2 separate regions of the Homo sapiens genome follow, and region 1 is linked to region 2. Evidence: chromatin loops called from intact Hi-C (ENCODE). Cell type or tissue: Calu3. All regions are shown on one strand. Links, peaks and the distances in the headings refer to the core of each region. The heading gives the core; the rest is flanking DNA.

The links. Peaks named below come from ENCODE experiments on the same cell type or tissue, not always from the same donor. Only the 100,000 strongest peaks of a DNase experiment are listed, where the experiment ranks them.
Region 1: it touches region 2 in a loop (6-fold over the local background); 46 of 110 quality-filtered maps call a loop at or near these places.

Annotation. Positions count from the first base shown.
Region 1 is chr2:55,509,583-55,514,971 of GRCh38, forward strand. No RefSeq gene overlaps it. Among named protein-coding and RNA genes, the nearest start is that of CFAP36, 7.4 kb to the right of the region's middle. In Calu3, for the core only: CTCF peaks have their summits at 2,115 (motif pointing left) and 2,340; a DNase peak (open chromatin) is centred at 2,119.
Region 2 is chr2:55,422,815-55,428,203 of GRCh38, forward strand. No RefSeq gene overlaps it. Among named protein-coding and RNA genes, the nearest start is that of CCDC88A, 5.7 kb to the left of the region's middle. In Calu3, for the core only: no CTCF peak of the experiment used is centred there; a DNase peak (open chromatin) is centred at 2,937.

The DNA of each region.
Region 1 (5,389 bases), core at 55-5,054, 87 kb after region 2:
TTGTATATTATCTAGTTCTCTTATGAGCTAAACATAGCTCTGACACTATAATTCAATAAAGATGTGATACACCAAAAAATTTTAGTAAGACAAATCCTACTATAAATATTAGATATAAAATAGTTAAAATGCCAGCAAACAGTTCAAAAATACATTAAAACCTTAACCTGGGCTGGGCAAGGTGGCTTATGTCTGTAATCCCAGCACTTTGGGAGGCCAAAGTGGGAGAATTGCTTGAGCACAGGACTTCAAGACCACCCTGGGTAACACAGTGAGACCCCCATCTCTATAAAAACTTTTTTTTTCTTTGTTTCGAGACAAAGAGTCTTGCTCTGTTGCCCAGGCTGGGTGAAAAAAAAATTAAAATAAGCATAATGAAGAGTATTTCTTACAATTTTTTTTTTTGAGATGAAGTTTTGCTCTTGTCACCCAGGCTGGAATGCAGTGGCATGATCTTGGCTCACTGTATCCCTCGCCTCCCAGGTTCAAATGATCCTCCTGCCTCAGCCTCCTGAGTAGCTGGGATTACAGGCTTGCACCACCACACCTAGCTAATTTTTTTATTTTTAGTAGATATGGGATTTCACCATGTTGGCCAGGCTTGTCTTGAACTCCTGACCTCAGGTGATCCGCCTGCTCAGCTTCCCAAAGTGCTGGGATTACAGGCGTGAGCCACCATGCCCAGCCTTTCTTAAAAATTTTAAAAAGTCAGTTATACCTGGTAAAGATGTATTCTTTTGTCTTTTTTTTTTTTTTTTGAGACAGAGTCTCCCTTTGACACCCAGGCTGGAGTGCCCTGGTGCAATCACAGATCACTGCAGCCTCCACCTCCTGGGCTCAAGGGATCCACCTACCTCAGCCTCCCCAGTAACTGGGGCCACAGATGCACACCACACATGGCTAATTTTATTTGTATGTTCTGTAGGGACAGGATCTCAAAATGTTTCCCAGGCTGGTATGAAACTCCTGGGCTGAAGCAATCCTCCCACCTTGGCCTCCCAAAGTGCTGGGATTATAGGGTGTGAGCCACTGTGCCTGGCCTAAAGATTCATTCTTTATCATCATTATTAAACATTTCACATTGTTTATCATCTTTAGTGACTGTAATAAAATACGAAACAGAAAAAAGAGAAACAGTGGAAGGGCAAAAACAAAAAATATATATTTTTTAGAATATATGATTGCATAGCAAGAAAATTAAAAAGAATCACCTCATAACTACTATAATTAATAAAAGAACACAGATATTGGCCAGGCACGGTGGCTCATGCCTGTAATCCTAGCACTTTGGGAGGCTGAGGCGGGCGGATCACGAGGTCAGGAGATCGAGATCACCCTGGCTAACACGGTGAAAACCATCTTGGCTAACATGGTGAAACCCCGTCTCTACTAAAAAATACAAAAAATTAGCCGGGCGTGGTGGCGGGTGCCTGTAGTCCCAGATACTCGGGAGGCTGAGACAGGAGAATGGCATGAACCTGCGAGGCGGAGTTTGCAGTGAGCCGAGATCATGCCACTGCACTCCAGCCTGTGAGACAGAGCGAGATTCTGTCTAAAAAAAAAAAAAAAAAAAAGATATTAAATGTTAATGCTGCTAAAATCAGTATATTTCTGTAAAATCATCAAAACCCAATTAGAATGTATGTAAAATAAACTCACCCAAGCAAAATGAGTGATATGCATGATCTTTATAAGGAAAACTACAATGCTGATTGAGAGATACAAATGAAGACTTAAATGGGGAAAACACCATATTCTTCAACAGGAAAAATAAATATCATAAGGACCTTTTTTTTTCAAACTGTCTTACAGATTTGATGCAATTGTAATTAAAACATAATTTTTGGATGCCATAAAAGAATGATTAGAAATTCATGAGAAAACATATTTTATCTGATAATAAAATACATTACTCTCAGATAATTAAATATATTACTATCAGATAATTAAATGCATTACTACGGTTTAAAACAATGCCTCTGATTAATCTCCCCTCCTCTCCAATATTAATGGGAGAGCAAGCTCCCTAAGACCTCTGGGTCACACTGAAGCAGGATCTTGGTTGATGTTGATTTCCTTTCCTTTTTTCCCTTTTTTCCCGTGGTCTGCCCTCTGGTGATCTAAATCAGCACCTACGTTTTCACTGCAGCAAGACAGTTCACAACTTGTTATGGAAAGCCAAGGAATTAGGAGTGAGTGCCTGGGTCAAAAGGGCATTAAATGACATCTTCCAATCCTACTTCCTATATAAAATAATATGACGTCTTGGTTTGGCAAAAAACGCTGACAATTTTTAAAGCATGATGTTTCTTTTCTGTATGCTTGCAAATTTCCATAATGAAAAGTTAAAAATAGAAACAACAAAAAATTATTGCTCCCACAAATATGTGACCAATATATAAAAGAATCCTCAGTCACATTAACAATTAAACAAAGGCAAATTAAAACAAGTAAAAATTTTTTTTCATTCCAGACCAAAAAGAACATTGAAACGCTAATACCTTTTAGCGCTAAAGAGGATATGGGAAAATAAGCAGCCAATCTTTTGGGGAGGGTATTACTGCTATCTTTTGGAGGGCAATTAAGTAATACCAATGGAAAATTTTATTGTTCCAAAAACATTTCATATCCTTACACCCAGAATTCCACTTTTATCTTATGAAAACACCCAGGGAAGAATGCAAAAATATATGTACATGAATGTTTATTGTACCATTGTTTATGAGAGCGAAACATTGGGAATGAGTATGAATAAGTACTTATTAAATAAGTTAAGATACATCATACAATGGAACACATGCATCTTTTATTTATTTATTTATTTATTTATTATTTTTTAGAGACAAGATCTCACTCTGTCACCCAGGCCGGAGTGTACTGGCGCAGTCAGGGCTCACTGCAGCCTTGACCTCCCAGGCTCAAGCAAACATCCCACCTTAGCCTCCCGAGTAGCTGGGACTACAAGCAGGAGCCAACAAGCCCAACAAATTATTGTTTTTTTTGTAGAGATGGTGGTTCCACCATGTTGCCAGGCTGGTCTTGAACTCCTGGGCTTGAGAGATCTGCCTGCCTTGGCCTCCCAAAATGCTGGGATTACAGGCATGAGCTACGGCATCTGGCCCATGCATCCTTTTAAAAGAAAATCTCTTTTTATCAACACAGAAAGATATCCTTGGAAAATTAAGTAATGAAACAACTCGTATAAATGAGAATGGCCACATTTTGGTTAAAGAAGATAATAATATACGTTAATATGTTCATTTAAAAAAATGTGGAGGCCAATAACCAAACAATTACAATGGTTTTCTTTAGATAGTAAGAAAAATGGGAGACTTTCACTTTCTTCATTGTGTAGTTCTGTAATGTTTGATTTTTTCAAGGCACATATATTATTGTTAAGCTCAATGTCCTGGGTTCCAAATATGAATCTTGAAGTTATCATCATCATTTTCCCCAGAATATTCTAAAAGGGACTAGAGTAAATAGGACACTCATTGATTTCCTTACTTGTCTGACAAGGATAAAGCCCAAGCTAGTGGCCTCCACAGTGGGTGCACAAGATGATCCATTGATGCTCAGAGAAAAAGTATGCGAACATCAACATACATATTTTAATCTCATCCTTTGTTAATTTCCATTGTCAACTTTTGTTTTTAAATCATACATTATATAATTATTTATATTCATAAATGTATATTACATGTATATCATTTGTACATAAATATATACTCATATATTACGGGGAGTGTTCAAACATTTTTTTATTGATGGAGTATCTGATCAAAAGAGTTTAGAGTCCATTAATTTAGGTCAAAGCTGCCTTTAAGAGAACTTGAATTAGAGCTAAGGTAGACATAAACATTTTCCATAAGTTAGTTGTCCTCCCCAAAGTCACTAATACAGTACTTAAAAGGAAAAAAATCAGGAAAATAGGTGAGAAAACACAATGGAAGACACATGAAAGAGTCAACTCAGTAAGTAATAAAAGGTAGAAGAGAAGAAAGTAAAACGGACAGAATGATTATTTACCTATACACAAATCAAATAATAAAACAATGGGGAAAACCTTAATGAATAAAGAAAGGGAAGTCAAAATGCAGGAATAGTCCCACAAAACATTTAGAGATGAAGAAACCACATTCTATCCTGAAAAAAAAGCAAATTGTCAAACAGTTGGAATTTAGAATGTAACACATCTGTAGTTCTATGTTTTCAGCCTAATGCTTCAAGCATAGTATGCACTCAATGAGTAAAGAAAGAAAGGATTTTAGGTTATAGCATTTTACACCAAATTAATGTGTTTAGCTGCAATTTGAAAGCTTAATGTGTTTTTGTTATTTCTCTATTTTAAATTGAGCTGCTGAATATTTTATAGATTATGAGAAACAGAAAACAAAAAAATTGAAAAAACAATGGCAATTTTGTGATGTTACATTTGCAAATGCAATGAAAAAGGTAACAACTCATTGGGAGAATTTCAAAATATGACAGGTAATTATTTATTTGCCAACCCATGGAAACCTCCTCTATTCCTTTGCCGTTATATGAGCCAAATAATCAAATAAGAATATTTGCAATGAACTTATAATTTAGAACTTCTAAAATTTCTAGAGCCAGAATAAAGGCAATTAACAGGATTAAAGCAGTGACCTTTTTCCTGCTCTTGAAAGCTGAATTCATTAGTGACGTTCTATACGGTCTATAAATTATTTTTTAAAATAACACTTCCATTGTGTGGGTATTTTTAAGCCTATTGCTAATAGTTACTTTAAGCCCTCTGATCTAGAATGTAAGCATGTTTTGTTAGTGTTAAAACAAAATGAAATCCTGTTTTGCAGTAGTTACAACTTTACCATCTCTCCCAGGGGCAGCAAAGATAAATAGATTATTTTTAGGCAAATGTAAGGCACTATATTCTTAGATTATCATTCAGATATTCATCAAATATTCAATGAGGGTTTCTCAGTGCCAAACATTGTGTTGGAGTTGGAGATCCACTCGTGAAATTAATGAGTCAGCCTCCTCCAGAATTCACAATAGTCTTTCCTTGATTAATTTTGCAATATCCAAACTATCTGAGATATATCTGTGCATGTGTATGGATGTGTAGACTCATGAATATAAAACACTACTATAAAAAAGATAACTACTTAACATTTAACCATGATTATTGTAGGAGGTGCAATACTTAACTCTTAAAAAAAGTAAGTAGAAGTATCTTTAAAAGCCGCATAATGTGTGATTCAACAATTCTACTTTTAGGAATTCATCTTCACAAAATGATAAAGGTTAGTGGCAAATATTTAATTACAAGGGTGCTCATAGTAGAATTATTATTATTGTTGTTATTATTATTATTTTAAGACAGGGTCTCACTCTGTTGCCCAGG
Region 2 (5,389 bases), core at 236-5,235:
TCTGAAACTAAATGGTTAGAAAGGACCATGGTCCCATTTAGAAATCTCTAGAGAAAGACTGTCTCCCGTGTATCACAATTGAGGCTTTCTCCTTCAGGTTGCATATGAATAACACAACCCATGTACCAAAAGCACCCATATGAACTTCTACCCATGTCTATCTTGATCTACACTATAGGAAGTGATAGACTCATCCAGAACCAGTTTCCTTGGTGACAAATATTTTTAAGTACGGATTTGCAAAGGTAATCACATTCGTAAGCTAGTACAAGAAAAATACCACAAATGCAGCAGCAGAATGGCACCATTGTTTATAATAGACAATAAGTGGAAACAACCCACATGTCCATGGACTGATGAATGAATAAATAAAATGCAGTATATCCATATAATAGGATACTATCTGGCAATAAAAAATAATGAAGTACTAATACATGCTACAACATGGATGATAGCATTATGCTAAGTGAAAGTCATAAAGAACAACATATTGTATTATTCCATTTATGTGAAATGTCCAGAAAAGACATATCTATAGAGACAGAAAGTAGATTAGCCTAGGGCTGGGGGAAAGTTGGGGGAAAATAGGAGTGATGATTTAGGGATGTGAAATTTCTTTTTGAGAAAATGAAAATATTCTAAAACGATCATGGTGATGGTTGCACAACTCTGTGAATACACTAAAAGCCATTGAGTTGTGTACCTTAAATGGCTGAATTGTATGGAATGTGAATTATGTCTCAATAAACCTTTGTAAAAAAGAATGGCACCATTGCCTCATGAAGATTTTTTTTAAGTCATCAAGAAATCTAGTCTCTAATAGACTTTTTAAAAGGGTGCCTTGATCTAATAATTAAGATTTTTAAATCACCTAGGAACACAGAAGGCTTATATTTTAATTACCCAAGATAGTTTTAAGAGGAAATATAATACAGGGAGAGAAAGAGAAATTAGGCAGGTTGCTTAACTTTTTTGAGCATCAGTTTCCCCAGTAGGGAATGAGCACACTGATTTCATTCTCTACTGGACTTCTGCTGAGACCAGTGGACTCGTTGCTCTGTCCTGTACCTCAACTGAGGAGAGGAGAGGAAAGTTGGAAAGATAAGACAGGGAAGAGAGAAGGGGTCCTCCTTTCAGGCCAGTATCAATTGCTCTTCTCAAACATCCTACTTCTGTGTTCCAAAGTGAACCTTCTCAAATTCACAGTAATATCCCATATGCCTGTGCCTCTGCATATGCTACCATCCCTGTCCAGAATACCCTTTTCTGCTTGCTAGCTAGGCCAACTCCCACTCATCGCTCAGGATTCAAGTGTTAACTCTCTATGAAGCATTCCTCTACTTCAGACTCAGGTGACCACTCCTTTTGGTGCCTGCATAGTATCAAATCTTCCCTTCATTTCTGCAACTTGCTCTAAATGGCATGTATTTGCCTGCAATTACTTCTCCTTGATTCATCTTTATGTCCCTGGGTCTAGGGCAGTGCCGTGCAATGGAGGGCACTCTCAGTCAGTGGATCAGAGTCTTCCTCACACCACGATGACTAGTATAAATTCCTAACAATAGGCAAGAGCTCACAGCAGAGTGACTTCTGAAAACGGTTTCATTAACTAATGACCTTGAGGAGGCATTAGCTAGATTCTTGCTTGCCAGTGAATTTGAAGAACCAAAGGTCTTGCCCAGGACATTGAGGTCATAAAATAAATAGCTTCCAAGAGAGCTTTTTTCCAAGTAAATTTTTTTCAGAGAAAAGCTTAGAGGAATACATAAACATCATATCATCTTTTATTTCTCAGTCAGCATGTAATGACATATATCCTTCTCAACACTCAAACTATTTTTTATTTTTTATCATGTTGATGGAAATTTTGTAAAAATGTATCTAAGCTTTGTTGAACAGTATATTCTGAACTTAAATTGGTCTTTTAATTGTATCGCTACATTTGACCTAATTGATTGTGTGGTGCTTTTAATGTTGTGATCAATTCAGAGGTTCTCAAAAGTGCAAGGGTGTGGCCGGGTGTGGTGGCTCATGCCTGTAATCCCAGCACTTTGGGAGGCTAAGGGGGGCGGATCACGAGGTCAGGAGTTTGAGACCAGCCTGGCCAATATGGCGAAACCCCATCTCTACTGAGAATACAAATATTAGCCGGGCGTGCTGGTGGGCGCCTGTAGTCCCAGCTACTTTGGAGGCTGAGGCAGGAGAATCACTTGAACCCAGGAGGTGGAGGTTGCAGTGAGCCGAGATCGTGCCACTGCACTCTAGCCTGGGTGACAGAGTGAGACTCTGTCTCAAAAAAAAAGAAAAAAAAAAAAGTGCAAGGGTGCATTCACAGTCTCCAGATAACTAAGTTTTGAGTTTTATTTTACTTTGAATAGTTTTCCTATCTTCTATTGTGGCTGTCAGTATCTCCACCTACCTATAGTCCCCAGCCAAATATGCTGCTTCTGATTTTCTGGATGCTAGGAATACACCGACTGTTAAGACACTCTGAAAGAATTAATAGTCTTCGAGTGAAGTCCTGATAGGCTCTTCAGGGAGTAGAATTGATGGATTTGTGATAGGCCTGAAGTGTCTCTTGGTATAATGTTTTTGCTTACGTTCAGTTTCTTGGTCTTTATTTAGGTAAGTGTGGTGCTACTCAGTTTATTTAACTAGTTTGCTATGGTGTGTTGCAAAAGTTCTGAATGTTAATGGTCACTTACAAAGTATTTCCAGGGTGTGACTGGCCTATCACATAGTCAGTCATTGTGTTGACATTGTTCCTTCTTTAATTCTTCAAATCTAAGCAATAGGCAGTGACTCATTTCCTCTTAAGATGCTGCTTGGGCAATATATATAGTGAGACCTTATCTCTACAAAAAAATTAAAAATTAGCAGAGCGCGTTGGAGCACAGTTGTAGTCCCAGCTAGCTACATGAGAGGATTGCTTGAGCCCAGGAGGTGGAGACTGCAGTGAGCCTGTGATGCACCACTGCACTCCAGCCTGGGCGACACAGTGTGTCTCTAACAAAACAAAACAATATGCTGCTACCGGAAAGATACTAAGCAAATGAAAACCTTATAGAGCAGTGGTCCCCAACCTTTTTAGCATCAGCAACGGGTTTTGTGGAAGACAGTTTTTTCCCTGGGCAGGGAGGGGGCATGGTTTCAGGATGAAACTGTTCCATCTCAGATCGAGGTATCGTATTCTCATAAGGAGCACGCAACTTAGATCCCTTGCATGCACAGTTCATCACAATAGGGTTCCCGCTCCTATGAGAATCTAATGCCGCCACTGCTCTGACAGGAGGCAGAGCTCAGGCAGTAATGCTGGCTCGCCACCCAACTCCTGCTATGCGGCACAGTTCCTAACAGGCCATGGACCAGTGCCGGTCCACAGCCCAGGGACTGGGGACCTCTGTTATAGAGGAGAAAATAAAAATGCGCAGAAAAGGACAAATACTGTAAAACAAACTTCTAGAAGTTGAAAAAAAATTAACTCTTCTATTCTAATCATAAGCCTATTCCCAACCTCTACTATTCAACTATTTACATCTTAGAGACAGACATTAGCAATACCTAGTTGAAAGAGAACCTAGGCAGAACACCTGATGGATCATTAATAAAATACATAAACATTCCATGTAATGGGCACTTTCCTCATGGTGAAGATCACAATTATAACTGATGAATAGCATAACACAAAAGCTTAAGACCTTCTAATAAAAGAAACACAAACTGGGCATTCTTGGGTATAATAATACCATCTTTAGAACATGACTTAAATTTTTCACACAGCATTCCCTTTAAGATAAATGAGCAAAAAGATTTCCACATAAAGAACCATTGGTAGTTTTAAGGGTACTGAAAATAAGCCTGAGTTAAAACAATTAAATACTTTGAACCATAGGAAAAGCAAAGATCTGCTTCCATATTAAAAAATACAAATTACAGATTATAATAAACATTACAAGTGAGGATATCTGAAGATATTTTATTTCCTTCTGGTGAATGGTAGTAGGAAGATATTTAGAAATGCATACATTCTTAAGCGACTATGTAATTGATGTTCTGCTGTTGAAAAGTTAAAATTCACATGAAACGTTTTAAAAATTTACAATTTAAATGTTTTTTCCTAATTTTCAATCAATACATGCTAATTGATTATTTTCTTAAAATATCAGTTTGAGAAGAGTTCTTAGACTCAATTTTATTGCAATAATTTTTTAAAGTAAAGATCTGTCTTTGGTTTCTTCAACTAAAATAGCAATATAAAATATTCAGTTACATTAGGTTTACCATTTTGCATATTTTGTAAACTATTTTATTTTCTCATAAAAATAATACATTTCATCGTCATATTTGGAAAAAAAATCCACAACACATAAAGAAAAAACATAAAAAAGAATAGACCAGGTGTGATGGCTCACACCTGTAATCCCAGCACTTTGGGAGGCTGAAGCAGGTGGATCACCTGAGGTCAGGAGTTCAAGACCAGCCTGGCCAAAGTGGTGAAACTCCTTCTCCACTAAAAATACAAAAAATTAGCCGGTTGTGGTGGCGGGTCCCTGTAATCCCAGCTACTTGGGAGGCTGAGGCAGGAGAATTGCTTGAACCCAGGAGATGGAGGTTGCAGTCAGCTGAGATCACGGCACTGCACTCCAGCCTGGGCGACAGAGTGCCTATCTCTATAAAATAATTTTAAAATTAGCCAGATGTGGTGGCACATGTCTATAACGCCAGCTACTCAGGGGGCTGAGGTGGAAGGATAGCTTGAGACGGAAGGTCAAGGCTGCAGTGAGCCATGATTGTGCCACTGCACTCCAGCCTGAGTGACCCAATGAGACCCTGTCTCTAAACAAAAACAGAAACAAGGCTGAACATGCCTCTCAGTTTGAATTAATCAATAAATAGAATTCAAATGCATTTTTAGTAATGATATTTATCATATACTAAATGCGTAGTACTGCCAGGTCAACAATTTTTTTTTTTTTTTTTTTTAAGACAGAGTCTCGCTGCGTCGCCCAGGCTGCAGTGCAGTAGCGCGATCTTGGCTCACTGCATCCTCCGCCTCCCAGGCTCAAGTGATTCTCATGCCTCAGCCTCCCGAGTAGCTGGGATTACACGCATGGACCACTGTGCCTGGCTAATTTTTGTATTTTTAGTAGGAGATGGGTTTTGCCATGTTGGCCAGGCTGGTCTCAAATTCCTGGCCTCAAGTGATCTGCCTGCCTCCACCTCCCAAAGTGCTGGGATTACAGGTGTGAGCCACCACACCCAACCCAGGTTAACAATTTTTACAAAATCAGAGTTCAAATTCCTATAATCATGTATACAATTTGGCTAATAAATCTTACAAAAAATTAAAATATGTTCTCCATGTTTATCACAAAACTGACGGTCATGA